5 separate regions of the Mus musculus genome follow, and regions 1, 2, 3 and 4 are each linked to region 5. A link is a loop called in an ENCODE intact Hi-C map of the cell type or tissue named here. Cell type or tissue: left cerebral cortex. All regions are shown on one strand.

Region 1 (5,000 bases), 64 kb after region 5:
CTCCAGTCCCCCCACAAAGGCTTGGGCTGGGAACTTGGTTATATCTTTCCTGGAAGTTGCTATTTATTTTTCTGTGTTCAGGATATGAGGTCTGCAGCCACTTTGTCTTCAATTTCTGCATCTCATACAGACTATTCCATTCATCCTTCAGTGTTTGCTGTAGAGGTTCAACTGTTGGTGATCACTACTCTCTTGGCTCTCTGGGCATCCACCCTTTTGATGACTAATCATTTACATCTTCTTGCCCTCCAAGTTGAACTTCTAAGTAACTTTCTCATATTTTATCACACACCCCTTTTCAAGCTGAAACTGCCATTTTTTACAGGGATGCTTTTCTTTTTGGAGGTCTCCAGCTTATCCAGGGGGGTCAGTTCTCCCACTTCTATTGCATTTCTGAGGAAAATACTGCCTCAGGGATCCCTGCCCATCTTATGAGTTTCCTTATTGCTCATGGGTCTCATTTTAACTCACTGTTTTTTCTTTAGAATGTTCCCAATCTCCTTTACCCTCTCCGTACCTGTGGTGGTTTGAATATGCTTGGCCCAGGGAGTGGCACTATTAGGAGGTATGACCTTGTTGGAGTAGGTATGGCCTTGTTGGAAGTGTGTCACTGTGCTGGTGGCAATGAGATCTACCTCCTAGCTTCCTGGGAGACAGTCTTCTCCTAGCGACCTTCAGATGAAGATGTAGAACTCTCAGCTACTCTGGCACCATGCCTGCCTGGATGCTGCCATGCTTGCATCTTGATGATAATGGACTGAACCTCTGAACCTGTAAGCCAGCCCCAATTAAATGCTGTCCTTATAAGAGCTGCCTTGGTCATGGTGTCTCTTCCCAGCAGTAAAACTAACTAAGACAGTACCTTTTCATTAAACTCTCTTTAACGCTTTGAAGGTTTGATGGTGGTCATGTATCAGGCCCAGGACTCACTTCCATGGGCTATTTTACACTGTAATCATCTTCCATGTTATGGGGCCATCACTAACCTGATCAGAAAGGAACATTAAAAAGAGCATAAAGAATTAACTACAAGTGCAGAAACATAAGAAATAAGTTGTAGATAGACTGAGTATTATGTAACTATTACCTGTGACATGCAGCAGACCAGGATAGGGGCTGAGTCAGAAACCTTTGTACCAGATTTTTTTGCCTCTGAGGACACAGCTGCCAGGCTGATTTGATTTTGCACACTGTGGTCTGATCTGGAAACAACAGCGGGCTTTCTTTAATACATTCATTTCTTGTCTCAGCGGATGAGGCTGATGACAAGCCCAAAAGCTTGTCATCTATTTATAGCTTGATTGTGGCGTGTGCGGTTCCAGCTCACAGTGCAACATGATTTTCAGGCCCTCTGAATCCTCTCCCCAGCTCCCCAGAGCCCCGTCTGTGGATTTTAGCCATTTTGCTGAGTGATCTCTAAGCTGCCAGCTTCTGATGCAAAGACTTAAGTGCCCATCCTCTGGTTTCCCCAGAAGACTGACTCAGCTTGTCCCCTGCCCTTGACTCCCACTTTTCTCCATTATAGACATAGTTTGCCATTTGAGAGGTGTGTCCATAACCTAGGCCTGCCCATTTCCCGCAGATCAGGATGGTTATTCTTCTGTTAAGACAGAGAAGAACTGAAATGACTAGGCCAGTTCACAGTTGTATGACCCAAGAGGGAAGTACACATCTCTTATAGGATGGCTCTAATAGTTGGGGGTCATTGAATCTCCACATGGGAAAACTAGATGAATGCCTTGGTTGGGCAGTTGGGGATGAGGTGTTACATTTGTTTGTTTGTTTGTTTGTTTAGTGTGTGTGTGTCTCTGTGCACGCATGCACACACACATATGTACAGGGCACTGCATACTTGGGGAGCTCAAAGGACAACTTTCAAGAGTCAGTTCTCTCCTTCCACCATCTGAGACCCAGGGATGAGATTTCAGACATCAGGTTAGGCAGTGTATACTTCACCCTCTGAGTCATCTTGCAGGTTTGGTCTGGGATGGGGGTGTTTAATAGGAATCTGTTTTCCCCTATAGGCCTTTGGGATGATTCTGATGGTTAGCAAAACACCCTTTCTGTTAGTAGGTTAACAACCATGGGGTCTGAAAACTTTAATGCTCAAGAATTCAATAATTGGTTTTGGCATAGGAAATCCCACGCCCAACTCAAAGGAAAAAAATCAAAATAAATTGAGATAAAAATAATAAAATACAGTGTGACTAAAGTACCAATTAGCGGAAAACAGACTTAAGAATATCAATGGCAGGCAGGCACAGTGACACATACCGTTAGTCCCAGCACTCAGGAGGCATAGGCAGGCATGTGCATGAGTTCAAAGCTAACCTTGACTACATAGTTCCAGGACAGCCAAGGCTACATAGTGAGATCCTGAAACTGTCTTAAAAACAAACAACAGGTGAATAACAACAAAACAAAACAAAACAACAACAACAACAACAACAACAACAAAAACTCCCAAATCCTCACAAAATGAATGCTATCACCAAGAAGCATGAAAAAGTACATAATCTTTCTGAGCAAAGCTATGCAAGCTTTCTAAAATAGGCACCTGCTTCCTCCAACTAGCTACACTGAGAGATGAGTCACTGGCTGCATCGCCAGGGTGCTTGTTTGCCCTCAGGGGACTCTGCTTAGGTGGAACTCTTTGTGCTTCCTTTGGCCTTCCTGAATGTGTGCTTTTTTTCCTAATCCTTATGGTTGGGTCTTCTCCATGATGTGAGCTTTTCTCCTCTCTCTGAGGGAGGAAGGGAAGGAGACAGGGATGTATATGCAGGAGTCCTGGAGCTTGCTGTGCTGAGGAAGCCAGAGGGAAGGGAGAAAGAAGGGAGAGGCAGGCGTGGGCTGAGTGGAGGTGGCTTTGCTTTTACTTGACTGCTCAGGGCCTGTGGGCCTGGTGCCCTCCTTCAGCAAATGAGTCCTCTAGTCGCCCACATTTGGAAGTCAGCAATGCTCATGCCTCCTCCCCGAGGGCTGAGATGACAAGCGTATGTCACATCCCACTAGTTCCTACCTACCCTTTATTCATAAGTGAGCCTCTTGTTCTCCAGAATATGAGGGGAGAAATTGGCTAAGTGTGTTCAATAGACTTGTTTTTCTAAAGTTCCGTCACCAATGCAATGGTGTATATTGGCACTGTTTTTTGGGGAGGAGCACGTGGATCCATTCTGGGAAAGAGTGAAATGTGTGGTACACAAAGAGCTTCTGAAAAGCCACAGAAGTGGGGTTCACCTGCTCTCTGTCCTGTCAGGCTATGTTCAGGTAACCTCTGACAGCCATGGCTACCTGCTCTGTGGTGGGTCTGGAGCTAGATGGGATGAAAAAAGCAGTATAGAGGGAGCCTATCTGTTTTTTCTATTAAATTATTTATTCACTTTACATCCCAATTGCAGCCCCTACCCTTCCAGTCCCCTCCCTCGACATACATACCCTCCCCCACCTGCCCCACCCTTCCTCCTCTGAGAAGGGGAGGTCCCCCTGGGGAGGGAACCTATCTTGCCTGTGAACGTGAGTCCCTTGAGTCATGTTCCATTCATGCCTGGTCTCCATCAGAGCTCTAGAGTGCTGGCTTCTCTCTTCCTCACTGGCCAGTGTATTCAGAAGGTCCCGAGAATGCTCCATTCTGCCTAAATGCTACTTTCAGCGTTTTGGGGGTTAAATTATTCAGAACAAACTAGCCTTGGCTGAAACGTGTCTCCCTCTGCTATCTCTTGCTATTCAGAGAAAAAAAAAATCAGAGAACAGTGGAGGAAAGGTAAGGGAGGACAATGAGCTAAAATATTCTCACCCCATGAAAATGATGGTGCTGACTGCAAACCAACTGTGCAGTGCTAATTTCACAAAATATCGTCCAGATTTTGCCCATTTAAGAAATTCTCACCACTGAGGAGCCCATTTGCCAAGTTGTGTGTGTGTGTGTGGGGGGGGGGGGTTCCTGCTGATCTCATTTCCATGGCCTTTGGTGAAGCTGAGAGAGGAGGAGCAGGGTGTGGTGCATGTGTGTGTGCGTGCGTGCGTGCGTGCGTGTGTGTGCGTGTGTGTGTGTGTGTGTATATATGTGTGTGTGTGTGTGCGCGTGTGTGCGTGCGTGTGTGTGTGCGTGCGTGCGTGCGTGTGTGTGTGTACATGTCTTTATATGTTTAGTAAGTTATCATTTTCACTGGGGCTACTCATTCAGTATAACATGGTCTGAGTTTTTCCCACTCTCCTAATTCCATGGCCTACATTAAGCTGCAGTCCAGATAAAGGCGGGAGATGGAGACTTGTTTATTGTAACTGACAGCATCAGGCTAAATCAACACAGAGAAAGCAAACAGTGCTGAGTGCTTTTCTGACTGCTGAAGCTGATCTCCCAAATGCAGGGAAAGCAGAGCTCAGGCAGGAGAGGTGAGTCTCCAGCTGGAAGCAACAGAAAGCAACCACCTGATCTATAGCATTAGCGCTGAGGATCTCTAGGTAAGACTTTTGTGTGCTTATTCCCTAAGGTTAAAGGAGAAAACTTACTCCCTGTGGCCCTTTCTTTTGGGTGACAAAAAGAAGTACTTAAATCTTCTCTACAGTTCCAAATCTCAGAGACTGATAGTCTTGGAGCCAAATACAGCCTCTTTCAATTTTAAGTAAGTTGGCCTTGAAGCATTTATATGTGATTTTTCTCAAACAAATTTTGGGAACTTTTAAAAATAATGTTAACTTTATTTTTATTATTACTATCATCATCATTATTATTACTTCTATGAGAGTTTTGCCTGTGTGCACTGTGTGTGTGTGTGTGTGTGTGTGTGTGTATGTTGCTTGTGGAGAGCAGAAGAGTCTATCAGATTCCTTGGACCTCTTAGACTCAAAAATTGGATGTAACCATGGATTTAGCTTTTGAATGCTATATATTTCAAAAGTCATTTTTCTGTCCCCAGCTGTAGAATCAAAAACACTTGCACTGTGAATCATGTGATCTACAAGAAGCACAGAGAGCATCCATCACTTTGAAGAGTCATGTT
Region 2 (5,000 bases), 440 kb before region 5:
TGTATCTTAACCCGAGTTGTTGTACATCAAACCAAACGAGGCTACTCCTTGTTCTTCGCAATATTATAGATCTACGTATCCTGTCTGGGCTACAACACCTCCCAGAACCTGCCTCCTTTCAGTCAAGTGTGGCCTAAGTTGAAGGTAAACTCAGAATTACCTGAAACCTCTCTCTGGTTCTCTCATCTCTACCCCTGGCGGAGAGGTGAGAGCGCAGAACAGGCAACACTACACTGAGTTTATACAGTCCTGGAGATCACACTCAGCATGGGTGGGGCGCACTCTTTCTTCCTTAGGACCTGTGAGCACAATTGGTTGAGAACCACACCTCTTCTTTATCCGTTCTCTGTGTCTTTTGTGGGACTTACTCCATGCCAGACAATTCTCACATGCATCTCAGTGTCGCGTGTATGTCTTACTAGGCTTCACCCGACTTCAGTCTCTTGTACCTGGGAGATGCAAAACATCCTGGGCTTGGTTCCACCCCTGAACAGAACACACCACTGTAAGGATACCCTGGGACTCAACTCTTAAAAGGACTGGGGCAGTAGCAGCGGAGTGCTTGCTTTGTATAAACGGTTTGATCACTGGTACGACATAAACAGGCTCAGTGGTCCACATCTGTTGTCTCATCACTTGGGAGGTGGATTTGGGGCAGGGGTGGGGGCGGGGATCACAAGTTCAAGGTTTTATGGTGAGTTCAAGGGCAGCCGGTGATGAATAAGACTCTGTCTTATAATAAAATGAATGTGAGATCGATCTAATTATTTGAAGAATTTCTCCACTTCTTGTAAAACTGTAATGCAGTGTTACATACAAAAAGTTTTGAGGGCTAGAGGCTGGAGAGATGGCTCAGTGCGTAAGAGCACTTGTTTCTCTGACAGAGGACCAGAGGACCCCAGTGAGACGCCTAGCCCCATATGGCAACTCACAACCATCTCTAACTCTAGCTCATGGAGAACAAACATTCTCTTCCTCTTCCTCTCATACCAGGTACATACATGGTACACAAACAAGCATGCATAGATAAAACACATCCTTAAAGTAGTAATTTTGAAAATGTTAAGATGCTAGATAAACACAGTGTTTAACATTAGAGACAACTGAGACCCTAGAGGTTCAAGACTTCCTAGTTTGCCCAGATCCCTAACTGGTGTCTTCTGAGGAGCACAGCCAGAGTACCACCAAACTAGAAGCATTTACAAAAGATTCACCACTGTGCCTGGGACAGGCTCACAGCTGGTGCTCACTACTTACAGCCAATGACTCTATACTACAGACAGGTAGAAAGACAATATCCCTTTTGGAAACTCCGTATTCACACTCTAAACTATGGCTCCCGCACCTTTCTAGAAAATGAGGAACACTATTAACAGAAAAATTCCAAATAGCCTTTATCTTCCAAATGCAAGGATGGAACTCAAGGCCAGGCAAGTGCTAGATAAGATCTCTACCATAGAGTGGCAGCCCTGGGCCTTGAACTCTGCTTGTGTGCGGCTTTCTGAGATAGAACTTATTATGTAGCTCAGGCTGGCCTTGAACTTGAAAACCTCTGGCCTCTGCATCTCAAGCGCTGGGGTTACAGATCTATGTGTATGAGCACACTCAGCTTCTGAATAGCATTTTCGTTTTATTTAATTTATTTGTTTGTTTGTTTGTTTGTTTGTTTTTTCGTGACAGGGTTTCTCTGTGTAGCCCTGGCTGTCCTGGAACTCATTCTGTAGACCAGGCTGGCCTCAAACTCAGAAATCCACCTGCCTCTGCCTTCCAAGTGCTGGGATTAAAGGCGTGTGCCACCACTGCCCCGCCTGAATAGCATTTTTAAAAGGAAAACATTTTAGGGTCCTGCCCAACCCAGTACTGTGCTTTACCAAGAATCACCACCAGGTGTCAGGAAAAGGCCATGTTTTGCAAATGACAACAGCATTTCCTCCTTTTCCTAGTTATCCAGGTAATATGTTAAAATTTTTCCCAAAATTACTTCGTGTTTTGTTTTGCTTTGATACAGGGTTCCACATAGCCAAGCACGTATCTGATGATTACCTTAAAACTCTCACCCTCCTGTTTCTCCCCGTCGAGACAGGGTTTATACAGCCCCAGAGACCACACTCGGCGTGGGAGGGAAGCACTCTTCAGGCTCAGGGTCCTGCCTTTAACACGCAGAACCTGGGAGACTCATAAGGATCCTTTACTAGAGTCATGGAGCATCAGACATGGGGGCAGGGCCGAGTGTTTGCACAGTGAATGTCTCACCAAAGCTCGTGTGGATGGTCCACGTCCTTTAAAGTTCAAGATTAAAGTTTAGTCTCTGGGGTGAAAGTATTAGGCGGTGCTGTGGAACTCTTTGGGGGACTCCAGTGAAAGGTCCTTAGCTCACTTGGGGAATGTCCTGGAGGGGGACCATGTGACCTTACCGACTCTGTCCCCAGTCTTGAGATCTGATCTGTCACTCTGACAAGGATAGGCTACCCTTGTCAGAGGGCCAAGCCAGCAGGACTGCCCAGTCTTTGAAATGAAACTCTGTGCTGAGATGGCCATGCTATGTAACAGAACAGTGTTGAGTTCAGTTCTCCTGCCTCCATCTCATCTCCCAGTCTTTGAGCTCACACGTGTGTGTATAGCCACACCCAGCCGGTGGCCTGGGCATTTTATGCTACAGATGCAAAACTGCTGGGGCATACTCAGAACTGAGTAAAACCTTTTGGCCAATCAAAGTCAGCATCGTTTAACTGTTTCTCAGGGCTGCCTGTCTCCTGCAAGGGATCCACGCCTCTTTTTTTTTTTTTAAGAATGCAAATGAGTAAATCATCTTCAATACTAGAAAGCTCTGACACACTGGGCCTCCAGCCCAGAGTCTGTAGCTGCATGTCTGCTGACTGGATATCCTGGGATGTCCCGAAAGTTGGTTTGGATCTCCCTAAAGCACTCTGTAGCAATTCTACTCTCTCGGTCCTTTCCAGAAGGCTCTGTGACCTAGATGTCTCTGGATAGCAAAGGTCAAAAATAGATATTTGCCAGCCATGGAAGTGTGGCACACACCAATCACCCCAGCACTCTGGAGTGTGACTTTGAGGGTAGCCTGGGCTACAGAGCATCATCTCAGTAAATTTATAACAGCAAATCCACAGGCTACTCTGGCTTCTCTTTGCATACCCAACTGTGCAATCGTTCCTCTGCCGGCCCTCTCCAGGGCTGAGTGGGAGGGAACATTTGCTAAGGAGTAATTTCCTGCTGCAAGCACCAATTCACAGCTGTAACACCGTCTAGAAATTTATGCAAAGAACATTTACAACCCGCACACGCGGCTACGCTTCTGTCTTTTAGCTATGTAAGGTGATAGTACTGAATGTTCTTATAAAGTGAGACTTGCACAGAGGAGTAAAACTGTCTGGCTGCCTGACAGGACGTGAAAGGATCTCAGCTCTTGCAGCTCAGACAGCTATTTGCTGACTTGATCCGAGAGCTGCTCGGAGCTCTGCCCTAAAAATAAGCACAATGGCCATCATTAAACTCTCTTGGAAGAAGCATTATCCTGGGCGTGACAGGTACTGAGCAGCACAGTTCTAATTCACTCCTAGGAAATAAAAGGACTCAAGACACGTAATGTTCTCTAACACAAAGAACTGCATTTACAAGGGCTCTGTCGGGAAGGAGAACAGCAACAATGTCAAATACACGGATGGTATGGGGGTGATAAAATGCTTTCCAAATGTGAAAACGCTGAGAAACCCTAGTGGTCACATTAATCCCCAGGACCTAGCAGCACATAGGAGATACTCAATAAACATCTTTTCCAGGAATGGTGTGGCAAACACTACATCAAGGGAACGTATTTATTAGCAAATTCAATTTTAAGTGGGATAAAGGTGTGTGGGATGGTGTGGTTTGGTGCTGGAGGGCTAACCTGGAACCTTGCACGTGCCACGTAAACACCTGGCAGGGAGGCACATCCAGAACCAGGCAAGCTAAGCCAATAACTTCCATCTCCGCTAAAACTGAATATGACCAGTTTAGCACAGACAGAACCAGGAGTCTTTGGAAATCGCTGGATGAATGGCAAAGCAAATACTAGAAATCACCCCTCCCACACTGTCACCCACCAGAGGCACTCCACCCAGACCCTTACCTCTTCCTTCTTCTCTTCTGGATGGGTGGCTCCATCGAGATTCTCGGGAAAATAGCTGTCACCGCTTTCTCCCCCCACATCACCAGCAGCGTTAAGGACAGTATCCTGGAGGGACACGGGTCCCGGTTGCCTGTGCGAAGCATCCTCAGTCCGCTCTTCACTGTCCGCTGAACTGAGGGACAGCACACTCAGACTACTGGGGCACTTAGTACTCCCTGGGCTCTGAGGGCTTTGGGGCTTGGGTGTGGTAGGTCTCAGAGGAGTGGGAAGCTGCACGGGATTAAAAGGATGTTGGCTGCCAGTATGTGCCTCACTGGAGCCTTGGCTCAACCCTTCTGGGTCCGTGGGGATTGGTGAGGGACTGCTGGCACGAGGTCCATCATTTCCCAGTGGCTGAGCACTTTTAGTTTCCAGGGGGAATACTGCAGTATCCACATCTAAGTGGGGCTCTGGAGCTGCGTAGGGCGCAGTGGTGCATGGTGCAGGGATACAGGGTGAGCCGCCACGCCTGGCATCTGGCTCCACGCTGCTGCTAGTACGACGCGAGTAGTCATCGTGTAGCTTGCTTCGTGGCGCAAGTAGTGGGTTCTCATCCCCGAGACCGGGACCAGGGCCAGGGGCTGCACTCCTGGGGGCCTCCCTCTTCCAAGCCGCATCCTTGACATTGCTCACCAGTCTCAGGACTCTGTCGAAGTCCTTGGCCCGGATGGGGCTCCTCCAGCGTCTGGTTCTTCTCTCTGAGCCACCCGGCTTCTCCGGGTCTGTGAAGAAGCTGCTCAAGGTTCTGGAGGGAACCTGCCTGTCACCCTGCAGTTCCGTGAGGTTGGATGCAGACTTGCGCTTGAAGGAGCTCTTCAGGACGCTCAAGCTGTCG
Region 3 (5,000 bases), 130 kb before region 5:
TGGAAGCTGGGGGCTTTCTGCAGGTCAGCAGCCCCCTGGTCTAGTCACACAGCTACATGGAGCTTTAGCTTTGAGGTGTTTTCCACACAGTGATAAAGCGAAGTTCTTTTTTATTTTTTTTTTTTTCTTTCCTGGAAAGAAAGGCAAGAATCCTGTTGTTCAGTGACTCCGCAAGGCCCTCTTGAATCTAGAACAGCCTGATATCCTGGTGGGATTTTTTTTTTTTTTTGTTAGATTTGGTTAAATCTTATTTTCTGCAAAGGCAAAGAAAGGTGACTTCTGAATGATCCATGAATTAAGGAAGAAGGAGGAGAAGGAGGAGGAGGAGGAGGAGGAGGAAGAGGAGGAAGAGGAGGAGAAGGAAGCCCAGATCTTCTGTAAAGGTTAAAAGAAAAGGGAAGGCGCTAGAAAAGAATTCTCAGAAACTTATCTGAACTCCAGGTGTAACATCCCCCTTCCAGGGTGTCCTGCCCCTGTCTCCAACAAAGACTTCTAGGCCATATGGAGAAGGGTGGGTCCTAAATGATTTGCTTTGGAGAAAGCGAACTTCCTTCAGTGGTTTCCAGGGGAAAGTTGTATTCCTTAACATATGGCCCATCCATCCTCCTTGGCCTTGGGGACCTCACAACTTTTTGGCACTGTCATGGCATGCTGCTGCCCTGATGGTGGTCCCAGCCAAGCCCCGGTTGCTGACCCTACGGACCAGCACTTTGGAAACAGGGATTTTTGTTCTGGGCACCTCACTCCTGGCTGGTTGCTGGTGCACCACCGGATGGCTGGACGGAAGGTTGGAGAGATGCTTGATGCTAATAGGGATTTTAGAGTCCTTCAGCAAGCTGCCCGGTGTTCTCAGAGGACACGTGATGGTGCCTGGAGACACCGGCTTTAGCCGGGACAAGCAGGGTGGGTCCTCTGTGGCAGGAAGGGTGGCTGGGCTTGCTTCAGGTTCAACGTAGAGATCGCAGAGAGCATCGCCACTGTCGCTATCCCTGGGGATGACCACCTTCTTGCTGCTGCTGCTGTTGCTGATGCTCTCTTCTTCTGGGCCAGGGGTGGTGGAGTCCCAGTAGCCCTCATCGCTGTTAGGAACACCTTCTTGATGCTCCTTCTCCGGATGTTTGGGCTCCTCCTTCTGCTGGGACTCAATGGGAATTCTGTGGAGCCTCCTGCGCTTGACCGAGGACATGTCCTTGGCTGCTTCCCCACACCGGGTATCACTGGAGGTCTCAGGGGCCAACTTGATGTCGGAAGCAGTGGCTGCCTTCGCTGCGCCTTCTTGAGTTCCTTGTCCTTGGTCCTCAGTCTGGGACAACATGTCCCAGAATTCCGGGAGATAGGTGTCGTCCACCTGATCCGGGCTGGCCATCTCCTCCCCTCCTCCTTGGTAGGCCACCACGCTGGCGTTCTTTTTAGAGAGAACTGGCTTGCCTGGCCCGGGGACATGCTTGTCACAGCTGGGGCCTGCCTCTTCTTCTGGGTCTGCAATAATATCTCCACAGCCTGTAAGAGAGTCAAAGCTTTTCAGTGAAGTCACGTCAGAAAACATCAAACAAATACGATCTGCCGACGGGTCTGAGGGTGGATCAACAGAGGAAGGGTCAGGGACAGCAGACGCCCGGCCGCTGCCACCTTCGGAGTCGACAAGGGGGACGGTCTTTATCGGAACGTCACCTGTCTTGGACGCATCCTCGGCCGCCTGGACCTCACCGGCTCCCGACTCGAGGGCTGCCCCGGGCTTCTCCTCGCGCCGATGCCCCTCGGCGTCCTCTCCCCGGGAGCTTTGATCGCCAGAGCCGGTGGGGCTCCCGGCCTCGAGGCAGATCCGCTCCGGGGCGCTCTCGGCGGACGCGGGCGCCTGCTCTCCCCCTGCGGGCTCACCTGCTGCGTGTCGCGAGGCGTCCTGGCCCGGGCTGTCCGGGCGGCGCGCGGCTCGGGGCGGCTCCTCCTTGACGCACTCCAGGCTGGCGGTGAGCGAACCGGGCAGAACCAGGTTGCCCGGGCCCGCCGCGCGCACCGCCTTCTCCTCCTCCTCCTTGCCGCGCTTGTCCCTCCGGTGCCAGCGCATGCTGCTGAAGATCCCTTTCAGCCCCCTCTTTTGTTTGCCGCCAGCCTTGCTCGCCTCGGCATGGTCTCCCTTGCCGGTCTCCGATCGCCCGTTCTTTTTCAGCAGGGAGAAGAAGCTGTGGGACTTGGCCACCGAGCTGCTGGCCAGGGAGCCCAGGCCAGGCCCGGAGGGTTTGGGGGGTCCGGGGATCGGCCGGGCCCCGCTGTGATCGCTCCCGCCAGGCGGCTCCTCCTTCTTGCTGCCCTCCAGCACCAACACCTCGGCTAGTCCGTCGTGGGTCCTGCTTCTCACCATTCCCGTCGGCCCCGAGCTCTTCCCATCCCCTTTGTTTTTGACCCCAAAAATGCTGGGCATGGTGCCCCCCGATTTCCTTTTCTTGAATAACTTGAACGCAGCCTTATTGATCTTCCCCGACGGCGGCTCTGCGGCGGGCGTCTCCGCGGCGCACTCACAATGCGAGTCCATGTCTGCAGCGAGGGCCCCGGCCTGCTCCTGCCTCCCGCAGACCCCCGCGCGCGCGCCGCCGCCGCGCTCGCTGACAGCCGCGCCGCCGCCGCGGCTCCTGCCCGTCTCCATGGAAACCGAGTGGGATCAGCCGCTGTCGTCAGCCGTAGGCTCGCGCCAGGCCACTGTCACCCGCGTTCTAAATCAACCTGAGCGGCTCTCGCTGCTGCGCTGTGGCTACTGCAACTGCGGCGGCTGAAGCGCACAAACCGGACTATCTCCCCTCCTGCCAAGGGCTTATATAATATCCTGGGTGCCACATAGGTTTTTGTGTAGCAAGAGCCTTCATCGCAGCCTCGAGGCGAAAGAAAAAAATGAAATTCATAATTATGGGCTTTGGATCCCAGTGCGTTGATTCTCACCACCTCAGGTTCTTCTTCCTCTAGCCCAGCTTTTCCTAGGATCGCAGCTTCAAAAATTAACACATGCGTCCCCCATGTCCACAAAGAACAATGCCTTTTCCTTTATCATCTGTTTTGGACTTCATGCAGCCTCCTATCTTTCTCCGGTCCTTCACATAGGTCTTAGCGTGTGGGTACTAAGCCCAAGAGGCACCATGCCAATCTGTTCACGCCTGCGTCTGGTCCAGTGCCGAATGTAGTCCTCTTCAGGTTGATGCTGTATTCTGATCATGTGGCTCTGATTTCCTGTTACAGAAGCAACAGCCGTCAGTCAAATACCAATTAGCAGCTCTCAGCAACGAAAGTGCAACAGTCCCCTAGGGTTCGCTGGTCCTTTGGGAGACCACAAAGCTTTTATCCCCCACCCCAGTGACATGGGGCTTAAGTCACAGAAGCCACCAATTGGTCACAATAGACTGAGCACACTGAGAACTTAGGTTGGAGAATTCTGATCCCTCTGCAGGTGGGTCTTAGAGGCCTGGGCTCAGTCTTCCTCTTTCATTCAGGGGTATGGTAAGTATACCTCTCTCTGTTGTGCCCAGCCTACCCCTGTCTAAGAACACCCAAGGACCCCACTCGCTGTCTTTCCCAATAGGACAGGGGGGAAAACCAGACAGGGGTCAGAGGTCGTCCCTGTGGTTGCTTCTGACCCCACTGGTCTAGAGGCAAAGGGAACTGGGTTCCAGAGAACAACCTGTGTGGGTAAGGTTTCTGTGTTCTGACTTTGAAGACAACTGCTAACATTGTAGCTTTTCCTAACCAAGGGCTTGCCAGCAAAATAGGGAAGGATTTGGAAAAGATTCATGTTTTATAATCCTTAATAACCCTATTTTAAAAATATTGATTATATATAGTGATTATTTGATTGTATATACTATTTACATACAAACACCAGTCTTTCCTGCTTCTCTTGAATTTATTTTCCACAAGTTACTTATATTTTGCAGATTCAGAGTTACTTATATACTGTACTTATACTGAACTGCAGATTCAGTTGTTGGCCAAGGCAGCCTCCAGGGTTCACAGTTAGACCATGGAGTTGAGCAGTCATGTTGCTCTTTCTCATCTCAATGAAAAAACGGCTCTAAACTGAGACTGGAATCAAAGGACCTTTCTGTTTTCAGAGTTCAAACCCCACCAGCTCTTTCCACCTACTAACAGGACTCTTTATGGACAGAATATACAACAACAGACTTTTAAAAAAAAATGAGTTTTCTTTTCAAAATATTTACTTCTTTTGTATGTGTGTATTGTGTGTTATGTGTCTGGGCACACACGTACCACAGCAGAGGACAACCTGTGGAAGTTTTCATCTTCTACCTTGTGGGTCCTAAGGATCAGTTATCAAACTTGGGGGCAAGAATCCTCACCTACTGAGCCCTCTCACTGGCCCACTTCCTGAAGCTCTAATTGATCATGTGACATGATGGAACAGAGTCCCGTTTGCCCTGCAAAAGATTAGACATGAAGAACTATAAAGAGAAAGTCACTTGTTATTTCTTTGAAAGCTTTTGGAGGACAATTGGAAGTCTGTCTCAGTTCTTTACACACACACACACACACACACACACACACATCAACACACCATGCTGGCTAGAAAGTGTGTTACTATATATGTAACCATGCCAGTCTGAAATTGCTTTAGACCACAATTGGGAGGAACAGTCTAGAAAAACCACAAGTCTCGAAGTCTAAGAGCTGGAGTAGGTGGCCTGCTTAACCAGTAGAGCACTGCCATCTACCAAGATAGGCCAAAAGTAATTCATCTACATAAGAATTCTTGAATCCCCAGAGAGAAAACTGATCAAGGAACATGGGATTGCTACCATTCCTTTGGGACATAGATACTCAAAGAGAAAGACAAAGCAGCTTTCAGTGTAGGGAAGGCTCCTTGGTGGCGAGCCATGCCCCTGCGGAGGAAGGAAGCAGGACACTTAGAGTCTTCTGCTAACCCACTGCAGACCACAGGCAAGGTGAGCAAGGTGAGCTGTAGACTGAGTGTGGACTCCCAACTTCCTCTCCCATGTGAG
Region 4 (5,000 bases), 75 kb after region 5:
ACTGAGGTCTGCATTCTGTGCCTAATACCAACCTAATCTTTCCAACTCTGCAAAGGCAATGAGGGGCATTTACCATGGAGATAAGTGCAATACTCCCCGATTGCCCTTGACAGTCTATCCTGCATGTGGCAAGTAAACTGACTGCCTTATTGCTCCTCCCACAAACCTGCATGATACCTCATACCTGTAATCCCCACACTTGGAAGGCTGAGGCAGGAGGATTGCCACCAGTCTCAAGTCATCTTGAGCTACATTTGGGAGTGAGCTCAGGCTGCCCCAGCACAATAAGACTCCTTCCTTCCTAGGCTACCGTCACCACACTTCTCCAGGGCTGTTGGACAATTTGGTTACCAGAAGGTACCTACAAAGACAGGAGCAATGAGCCCATCTTATGCTGTGATTCCACGAAATCAGAGAACAATTACAAACGACCACTGTCTATTCTTTCTATTCTCAGTGAGTTGTGGTCATTGTTTCCTGTCTGGGGGATGCTGATGATAACATATATAATAATAAACGAATGTTTCCAACCGCTTCAGTGCGATGGTCAGCCTAAGCTTTGAGAGCTCCCTCAGCAGCCTGGGAGACTCACTGAGTAGTTGGGCTGCCCTGAAGCTCACTCTGCTCAACACTTGATCCCTTTCCTGTTTCTTGGACCTTCCTGCTAAAGAGTCATTTCTTCTCAGATACAATGTTTACCCTTAGGGCCAGAGTCCATGCTTTATCATAAGAGGCTTGGAGGTGTTTGTGCTCACAGATAACCCAAGTGGGGAGCCTGGGCTGCTAAGCACACAGGGTTGTCCCTTCAAAGAAAAGAATTAGCACCTGTCATTGGCCCAGAGGGCTGACGGTTCCTAGCCTGGTGGCCTTTTTTTTTTTTTTTTTTATTTTCTGTTTGCATGGCCCGAGACTTTCCTGGCACCAGACCTTTCCTGAGACTCTTATCAAAAACTTATTTTCCCTCAGTCAATCTATAGAACCTATCTTTATGGACTTGCATAGTCACGTCCAATCCGTATTTAGCTGACTTTGTTTCTTAAGGAAGTTTATGTGTGCTTTGTTGTGCGCACGGGATTGAGTTCATCACCAGAATAGTTTTCACCAAATTCGGCTGTGCTACATATGCTTAAAATACACCACTCGTGGTTAGACTCCTGAAGTTTGAACCACCACTGGCTACTGAGTCGTGTTGAGCCAACCGCCTTCTTACCTCCTACAGCCCATCACTCCATAGCCCTCCAAGCCCCTGAGGCTCCCCCACTTTATGTAAAAGGAAAGGTAATGATTGATCTCTTCTGCAAGAGTAAGATCAGAATCCGGTTGGCTGGTTTGTTTTTCTGTTTTTAGTCTAAAGCCAAGATTTCGTCAGACACAGTAAAGATTTAGCTGGCTTTTTCACTACCCCCCATAGAACTGTGCTCAGAAGGACTCAGTTTAAACATTAAGTGAAGGGAGAAATCAAACAAAAGCAAGCCGAGTGACCTTGGGCCAGTCATCCCTTACCTCTCAATAGATTTGTTTGCATGTAGAAGGTGCACTGCGTGTTTCGTGGGAGTGGATGTGTGTGGTGGGTGAGCGTTCTGGAGGTCTCTGGTCTGTGACACACCGCTGAGGACAGGAGCTGCAGACCCAGCACTTCACTGAATTTCAGGTCTCAACCTGGAAATTCTTATTGCACGAAGGACCCATGCAGACCCTGTCGGGCTGGATACAAAAGAGCAGAAGCTGCTAACAAAAAGGGAAGGAAGTCGGAGGACCCACCGCTGCACAGCACAAGGGACAGGCAGGGGAGATAAGGTAGCGACTGGTTGGGGCCCAGAGCCGCCCAGATGCGCCCATCTCCTCCGGGAGTCCGCACCCAGCCCCGCAGCCCTGCCCGCATCTCCCGAGCCACCTGCCAGGACTCGGGCGGGCGGCGCAGCCTCGGGCGGGTCCCCGCCCCCGCGCTGCCGGGCCAGCGAGGCCGCCGCGGCGTTCCGGGCGCCGCCGCATTGGCCGCTGCGGTGCGGGAGGCGCGGTCGGCGCAGCCTCAAGGCTGCGGGCACTGGCTAGGGCGACCCGCGGCGCTCGTTCAGCCTTCGGCCCGCTCGCTCATGGCCCTGGCGCAGTGGTCCTGGCGTCCAGCCTCCCGCGTAGTTCCCACCGCCCGCCTCTGGCCTCCCAGCCTCCCAGCCACGCGCGATGCTGAACGGCGCGGGCCTGGACCAGGCTTTTAAGATGTCGTTACCGCGGAGGGCGAGGATCGGCGCGTCCGTGGGTGAGCTGGGAGGGTGGGCCACCGGGGCGGGGGCGGCGCCCAGGGCTGGGAGACACTGCTCCGCCCTTCGCCCTGTCCCCTCCCCCGGGCGCCTGGAGCTGCGGGATTCCGGACGCCACGCCCTGCTGACCCCTGGCCAGACAACCTTGCACTCGCGCGGCCAAAAGTCCTCACACCGTGCGGAAGGGGCGAGGGGCGGCGAGCGTGAGAGAAGTCTCACCCCCCTGGCACGCTGTGCATGCGTGTGTGCATGTGTCTGTGTGTATGCGTGTATCCATGTGTGTTCGTGTGTGTGTGTGTGTGTGTGTGTGTCCGTCCGCGTGCGCGTTTGCGTGTTGGTGCACGCGCGCGCGTGCCTGTCTGTGCGCCCTTACACGGTGATGCTGATGCTGGAAAGGACTGGAGCTGCCGTTTTCTGTCCTGTTCCTAGTTGTCGTGGGCACAGTTTGGCAAGTGTAGGGAACTTCTTGCCTCTCAGGTTGGCTGCTTGCGTCACCGAGTGTATGGTCTTGTACAGAGACCTAAGGGAAGCAGAATGTCACTAATAATGTTTTCACCACCTGGGGCCCAAGTGCTCTGGCTTACTCTAAGGACAGAGTAGCGCAGGGTTTCACTGCGGTCAGAAGCTGCAGGGGCCTCGGTGGGACTTGCAACACAGCTTCTCAACACAGCCTCTCCAACCATTCACTGTAGATGCCTTTGTTGTGTAATGTACTTAGGGAACATGACCCCAGCACACAGATACTCTGTCGCTACAGCACTTGATAGGTGACCCAGAGCTTAGATAATGCAAAACTAGAGGAGACTTCCAAAACGATGCCCGTCTTTCATTTCAGGCCCCTTTGAAAGGAGTCTGGGTAGATCTTTGATGAGCGTTCAAGGTTAGGGTTTGGAGCTGAAGTCCCTTGTCAAGTTTATGGTTTTGTCTGTCTTGAGATAATAGACATATAAAAATAAACGACCTTTACATTGAGCAATGTGAGGGAGTAACATGGGCAATATCAGGACACCGCAACATTCGTCTTGAGCAGAATCCTTTCCTGAAAAGGTCACCAGGCAAAATATCAAGTCAAGGCGGTGGAGAGTCCCAGGGGCATCAGGGAGCAATCAGAGGGACAGCCTAGGTACCAGAGGGAAGGAAATGTGTGCTTTCCAAAGCAGTGCCAAGGGTACAAGGCTTTGTGAAGAAAGAAACACCCTTGGATGGGGAGAGCGCAGAGTGCTAGTTCTTTGGAGATGATGGGAGATTGAGAGATTTAGCTTTGATCATATTGCATCTGAAGTGCCTGCTGGAGAACCTAGTAGGGATGTTTAGTAGAGACTAGCTCATGAGCCTGAGTTCACAGCCAGAGACCTGACTTTCAGGTGCTTCCCAGGATGCCTCCATGGGTCCCTTCCTGCAGGCGCACAGGGCCTCCTCCTGGGAGAGGCCTGCTTTAATGTTCTGCAGTTGTTAAGCTTTGGGTCTTGATTTCTGCGCAAGGTGCATGGCATCTCGCTGGGTTCCAAAAATTATATAAGTAATACCAGAGGAATCAGAAGGTGTCCTGAGCACTTCACTATTTTCAAATTGGAGGCTCTTAGAGGCAACAGAAAGGTTTTGGAACCGGGTGTGAAGCAGTTCGGGGAGTCAGGAATGTCGCCAAAAGCTCCAGAAAGAACCTGGGCATTGATGCTTGACTCTTCCGTGGAGGTCACCGATGACCTTGGAAGAGCTGCTATTGTGTAACTGTGGGGAGAGATATCTGTTAGTGGGAGTGCAAGAGAGGATTAGAAGACCGGGCTTGGAAACAGACTGTTCATGGTACCCTTTTAGGCTATGCTTTGCAGCTAATGGAGGGAGAAGCAAATGGAGTGGTTCCCATAGAAGTAAGAGAGAGAATGCACTGTTTGAAGACTGACTATGCAGTCCAACCGCAACAGGAAGGATATCCCAGACAGGGGCTTCTCAGTGGTCTGTGGCATGAGCCACAGTGGGAAGCAGGGCTCAGAGCAGAGCTGTTTAGAGGCAGATGTGGGGGTGTGGAGGATAAAATGTGAGACTTGACAACACAGGTCTATTTCGAACACATAAGTCATGGATGGGTGAGAGGTCGGGTGGAGACCTGGGTAAAAGGCCTGACGATTGTGTACTCCCATACAATATTAGTGATGTGATCTTCAAAGACTCCCACTGTTTCTCATTTTTCTGCAAACTAGCAGGTCTGATGGCTAACAGTCCTTTGAGAGCAGATGCCAAACAGCCAAACTAGCTGTTTAGCAAAGCAGTTCCACCTGGGGTCATTATTTCTGGCGAGAGAGCTTTAGGCTCCCATTTTGCTCAGGGTGCCCTGTTGTACTTTTCTCAGTTCTTCTCCACAGTGATCTCTTACTTATCAAGTGATGGGGATCCAAAGCCCAGTTGTCTGTGACAGGCTGTAGCCTGAGGTCCTGGATATACAACGACCACCTTCTGTGTGCCAGACACTTCAGGGATCTGGAGACAGGGCCCTGAACAGGATAGGTGTTCTCTGGATAGAGCCCAATGACTAGGGATAAGCACAAAGCACACTTGCTCTTGGTGGCTCTCAGCTTGTACCCAGCCTGGGGCCTACATGCACAGGCAAAGGACACAGGTGAACAGGGAGGCGAAGCAGAGAGTGTGTACAGGTGTGCAGGCAGTGGCGGCTGGGAGCGAGGATGGGAAGGAAGGGGGAGCTGTTCTCTGGGGACTGCAACATCCTTGTTCGCTAGGGAAGACGAG
Region 5 (5,000 bases):
TTAAAAGAAAACCTCAAGTAATAGAAAATATAAGATCAATTCTATGAAGAATTAAATAGCTGGCAAGACAGTGAGATCTTATAGCTAGAAATATGGTGGAATGTATGCATCTACAGAGGTGAGCAAGATACTGATATTGATGCTGCAGGAAGACCATGCCATGCCAATCAGATGAGTTTACTATCTGTTTTGATACCCTCTTAGATGCCCAACTAAAAGTCCAAGTGCAGGGTTCACTTTAGGTGAGAATCCAATGGAAGCCCCAACTACATAACACCCTAGACAGAAACTCCTCCAATCCAGTGCCCCCAGAGAAGGATCCACCTTGACAATGAGAACAGAAAGAGCAGAGCTTGTGTTGGAAACATTAAAACCATGAAAATGCCACTAGGCAGATTTATATTCTGGATTCATTTGAATTATCTAATCCAAGAACATTCAAGAGGTAAATGGTGTTTAATTGGGCCGGGGCTAGTGGTGCCTCAAGACTTTAAAGTAGCAAGCACCAAGTCCTTGCTGGTGCAATATGCCTCTGTAATGAACCTCAAATAATTCTGATAATCTTCCAAGGAAAATTAAATTAAGGGCTGGAGAGATGGCTCAGCAGTTAAGAGCACTGACTACTCTTCTAGAGGTCCTGAGTTCAATTCCCAGCAACCATATGGTGGTTTACAACCATCTGAAATAGGGTCCGATACCCTCTTCTGGTGTGTCTGAAGACAGCTACAGTGTACTCACATACATAAAATAAAAATAAATGTTAAAAAAAGAAAGAAAATTAAATTCAAATCAGTAAAGAAGCACATAAGGAACTGTTTTTGAAGTGGTGGGAGGAATAAGAGATTGTATATTCATCAGGCTTAGCTTACTAAAAACATTATGCAGATCAGTATAAGGACATAGAAGACAATAGAAACATTAGCAATGTCATGGCAAAGAGTGCTTAGATGATCCTTTGGAGGAGGCTTGGTTGCTTACACTAGACTAGGTTTTGTGTGACCTTTTCCTGGGGAGATATGAACAAACACCTACTCACTCCAGATAGGGAGTGACAAAGGACACATCCCACCGATATCTCGTTTGGGCAACCAACAAATTCACCGGGCTTACTTACAGGAGTGGGTTAGGAGTACAAAACAGCTGCATATGAAATCTTATCTCAGCATGGAGGGGGCTTCTCCAGAAGTGTATAGATGGAGTCCCCTCTTCAGTTAACTTTCCACACTCTGTAAATTGTAGCACCTCTCAACACCACATGCTGCTGGGGCAGAATTACATACAATTGGGAAGCATTAACAGAGGCAAGGGACTTTTTAAGTCTAGTCTTAAACTTTATGTATCCACTAGCATGCAATATATTATAATACCATTGATCAAAAATTCCAGGTTTTTTGTCTCTGTGGGATATGGGTCAACTATCACTGTTGTATAGCTAAACTTTGCCATAAATCATACATGAATATATGATAATTTGAATGTATCTTCTGAAGCTTTCTTTCTTTCTTTCTTTCTTTCTTTTTTTTTTTGCACAAGCTTTTATTAGAGTCAGGTTGAGATTTTTCAGTAATTTTTGAATTTTAAAGTCACAGATTTACAGAATTACTGAAAGTATTCCATATGCCCACAGTTTTTCTGGTCATAGACATATATTAGTCTCTACTATATTTTAAAATAATCATCCTTTCTCACTGACCTTATGAGTCCTCAGAGCCAGACATGTAGCTCTTGCTAATTTTATGTTGGTATTTTCAAGTTTTGGAGCCTTTCAATAAAAATCTGGGTTCCTCTTAGGTTTTTTGTTTTTGTTTTTTTTTTTCCAGTTAAAAGGAAAGTTTACTGGGACATTCATGCCACTACTGCACCAATAAAGATATCTTGCCAGGTTACTCCTTATTGTAGTTTGCATGGCTCATGGCTGACATGACATCATGTGCCAAACACACCTTTTGACGTCATCTAACTTTTGTGACCTGCCAAAGGGAAATGGCGAGGAACAGAGTTTTCATCACTATGAGTATTTGGGGGAGAGGACAGGGCTCTACAATGAATCTGGAGGGTGTTCCGGTTCAGCCAACTGCAGGTAGCAATGCTCAAGGTCAACACAAAACAAGTGCTGAATTGTGGGGGAGCTGTGAGAAAAGAAGTGCCAAGGATTTGTCATATAAAGGGCACTGAGGGCCAGACTCAGAGACCGTTGGGCTTTTGTTCGAATCACTACCATGGGGAGGATTGTGCTTTAGCATAAATCTGAGGGGTCTGATGATGGGATCAATTTCATCGAACAAAACTTGGCAGCTGGTCAACGCACTTGCAGGAATAGTATGCCAATTCCTGCCAGAGAATTAAAGAACCATGATATGATGGCAGTGTCCCCAGACCACCGCTAAGAAGCATTTCTTGGTGCCCACGTTGCTCCGGGTGCCCGTACATTCTAATTTACATCCCTCTGGGTTTTTTTTTTTTTTCAGATTTATTTATTTTATGTATGAGTGCACTGTAGCTGTCTTCAGACACACCAGAAGAGGACATCAGATCCCTTTACAGATGGTTGTGAGCCACCATGTGGTTGCTAGGAAATTGAACTCAGGATCTCTGGAAGAGCAGTCGGTGCTGAGCCAGCTCTCCAGCCAGATCGCTCATCCCTGTCCTTACACTTTCCAATTCGCAGTTCCTCTCGTAAATACCCCAAGTTATGGGAAAGCCACATAGCCAGGAAGCAGTCTTCAGGGAAGGTCCCCAAGAACGGCACCCATCCCATTCACCGTCCACTAGGATTTGGGGCACAGTGTCCTGACCTCAGACTCGGAGGCAGAGGAGCCTGGCAGTGTCACGCCGCCCCGCTGAACCCTCCGTGCAGGAAGCACAAGCGTGCAGTACCATGGGGTGCTGACCGGAAGCGTGTGCGACTTAAAACCCGTACATTTCTGGACCCTCAAAAGGTAGACACCCTCTTTTTTTCTCGGGTGCAGCGACACCCAAATGAAACTCAGACGTCCCCTTGGAGGAATGTGAGGTGACGACCAAGGTCTTCTCCAACTCTAGAACTCTACGCATGGCTTTTGACAGGAGGCCGGACCGAAGCCGCACTCCAGGGCCTTCATTCAGGAAGTAAAGCACGAAATCCCGCGAGACTCTCCGGGCACTTCAGGGGCTTAGCGCTTTAAGCGAGTAGGCGGGGCGCCCACCTTACCTCATCCGCCCGGCCTCACACGAGTACCGCTTCCACTCCGATCCCAGGGTTCCCTGCGCGGCGGGCGCGCTTCTAGTGCGTTCGGCGCGCGGGCGGTGTCGCGCATGCGTTCGCCTGTGGCTCCGCCCACTCCGCCCTCGCCTTGCCGCACCGCCGCTTGGGGTTGTTTCCCACCCGGTACCCGCTGGGCACCAGCTATGTGGCACGTCCCTCTTCGGCAGTGAAGGGACAGAAGCGTCCTAGGCCTCTCCACCCTAGCTGACGCCTTCGCGCCAAGGGCCGCCATGGCCACGGGGTTCTCCTTCGGGTCTGGGACCCTCGGCTCCACCACTGTGGCCCCCGGCGGGACCGGAGCGGGCAGCGGCTTCTCCTTCGGGACCGTCGCGTCTAGGTAATGGTGCCGCCTAGCAGGGGACCCTGGTGCTTCCCCGCGGAGGTCTGCACATCGAGGCCTGCCTTCAGGCTGCTAGGCTTCCCTACGAGCCGCGCAGTGGGCTGTGGACCCCTGCCGCCGAGGCTCTGCAGTCCCCGGTCGCGCCGCGACGACGCGGAGTGGGCCCGACTGCGGGAAGCGGCCTGGAGTCGCGGCTACGCCTACGCGACCCCTCGGGTTCAGGGATAGAATGAGTGTTGAATGAATGACAGCTTGTTGCTGGCTTTTAGGAACAGAAAAATAGGTAGGATGTAAGTTAAAAAAAATATCCCCGGGTGGTTTAGATTTCGGTTTTGAACGTTACGATGCATTGGATTTATGATTTTTTGTTTGTTTCAAGCCTTTGTGCCACAGGACCCCCTTCTGTCTTTTTAACATTTTTATGGCATGTATTGTATCATAGTTATTTTGTGCCCTATACAGATTAGCATAGCATCGCAAAGCATTTTGTGTTATAACCATCCACCACATGATCTTTTCCGTTCACTGCAAGCTTAAGTGGTATATTCTTCAGTTTGTGTAATAGATTCCGGTAGTGACAGATGAGTAGCTAGGGATTCCAAAAAGCTATTTCACTGAAAGCATTAATCACTCAGACTCGGCCTTTGGTAAAGAGTTGATCAAATGAGGAAATGTGTACTCGAAGGACAGGTATCTCCCGAGGCATAACAAGACCTATAGGCTTAATGTCTCAAAGAAAGCTCGCTCTCTCTCTCTCTCTCTCTCTCTCTCTCTCTCTCTTAACAGCCCCCGTTAGATACAGCAAATCCAAAATAACAGTACAATCAGACTGCCCCAGTTAAGTCCCATTTTTGCATATGCTTTCTTAATCTTCACTACCTATGTTGTCGAGACACAGGCGACGGTGTGCTCTGCTGTCTCTTTTAACTTTCACCTTGTTTTCTTGTGTCATCGATTAACTGGCTTTAGGTTTGTCGTTTTTAATGGTGTATCTTACTTAGTTCTTTTTTTTTTAAAGATTTTAATTATTTTTATTTAATGTGTGTGGGTGTTCTGCTTGCATCTGTGCATCATGGCTGTGCATTGCCCTTAAATACCAGAAGAGTCCGTCAGACACCCCCCCCCCCCAACCACCACCACTACCACACCACACCACACTGGAGTTAAGGCCCACTGTGAGCTACCAAGTTTTAAATTTAAAATGGAGGGATAGTTTGGGAAGTGGTGGTGCACGCCTTTAATCCCAACACTCTGGAAGCAGAGGCAGGCAGATTTCTGAGTTCCAAGCCAGCCTGGTCTACAAAGTGAGTTCCAGGACAGTCAGGGCTACACAGAGAAACCCTGTCTCGAAAAACAAAACAAGACAAAATATATAAATAGTATATATATTATATAAATATATATCATATATTTTAT

The links. Hi-C counts contacts between places; a loop is a spot of excess contacts. Peaks named below come from ENCODE experiments on the same cell type or tissue, not always from the same donor. Only the 100,000 strongest peaks of a DNase experiment are listed, where the experiment ranks them.
Region 1: it touches region 5 in a loop (4-fold over the local background); 2 of 42 quality-filtered maps call a loop at or near these places.
Region 2: it touches region 5 in a loop (4-fold over the local background); 13 of 42 quality-filtered maps call a loop at or near these places.
Region 3: it touches region 5 in a loop (7-fold over the local background); 5 of 42 quality-filtered maps call a loop at or near these places.
Region 4: a loop joins it to region 5, with 4 times the contacts of the local background. A loop is called at or near these places in 2 of 42 quality-filtered maps.

The regions. Positions count from the first base shown.
Region 1 is chr14:60,186,242-60,191,241 of GRCm38, reverse strand. LOC108168164 (a long non-coding RNA gene) reads left to right here. Exons shown (of 3, transcript XR_001781273.2): 2 at 4,368-4,461; 3 at 4,917-5,000. Among named protein-coding and RNA genes, the nearest start is that of Gm33582, 17 kb to the right of the region's middle. In left cerebral cortex, no CTCF peak of the experiment used is centred here; DNase peaks (open chromatin) are centred at 1,291, 2,648 and 2,844; H3K27ac peaks cover 1,177 bases.
Region 2 is chr14:60,691,675-60,696,674 of GRCm38, reverse strand. It overlaps Spata13 (spermatogenesis associated 13), which reads right to left. Exons shown (of 13, transcript NM_001033272.2): 2 at 4,127-5,000. Among named protein-coding and RNA genes, the nearest start is that of Gm41165, 9.9 kb to the right of the region's middle. In left cerebral cortex, a CTCF peak has its summit at 1,882 (motif pointing right); DNase peaks (open chromatin) are centred at 1,876, 2,855 and 3,328.
Region 3 is chr14:60,375,888-60,380,887 of GRCm38, reverse strand. It overlaps Amer2 (APC membrane recruitment 2), which reads right to left and starts at 3,196. Exons shown (of 1, transcript NM_028113.4): 1 at 1-3,196. The coding sequence starts at 2,641. The coding sequence ends at 623. In left cerebral cortex, CTCF peaks have their summits at 2,573 and 2,777; DNase peaks (open chromatin) are centred at 1,359, 2,072, 2,657, 3,116 and 2 more places; H3K4me3 peaks cover 3,333 bases; H3K27ac peaks cover 3,289 bases.
Region 4 is chr14:60,174,569-60,179,568 of GRCm38, reverse strand. Gm33582 (a long non-coding RNA gene) reads right to left here. Exons shown (of 3, transcript XR_874667.3): 2 at 2,632-2,778; 3 at 1-1,704. Among named protein-coding and RNA genes, the nearest start is that of Gm33582, 5.4 kb to the right of the region's middle. In left cerebral cortex, no CTCF peak of the experiment used is centred here; DNase peaks (open chromatin) are centred at 1,665, 1,877, 2,318, 2,633 and 1 more place; H3K4me3 peaks cover 2,583 bases; H3K27ac peaks cover 1,953 bases.
Region 5 is chr14:60,249,744-60,254,743 of GRCm38, reverse strand. It overlaps Nupl1 (nucleoporin like 1), which reads left to right and starts at 3,265. Exons shown (of 15, transcript NM_170591.2): 1 at 3,265-3,581. The coding sequence starts at 3,475. Gm38641 (a long non-coding RNA gene) reads right to left here and starts at 3,270. Exons shown (of 3, transcript XR_874661.1): 1 at 3,191-3,270. In left cerebral cortex, CTCF peaks have their summits at 2,537 (motif pointing right) and 3,473; DNase peaks (open chromatin) are centred at 2,649, 3,199 and 3,716; H3K4me3 peaks cover 2,611 bases; H3K27ac peaks cover 1,921 bases.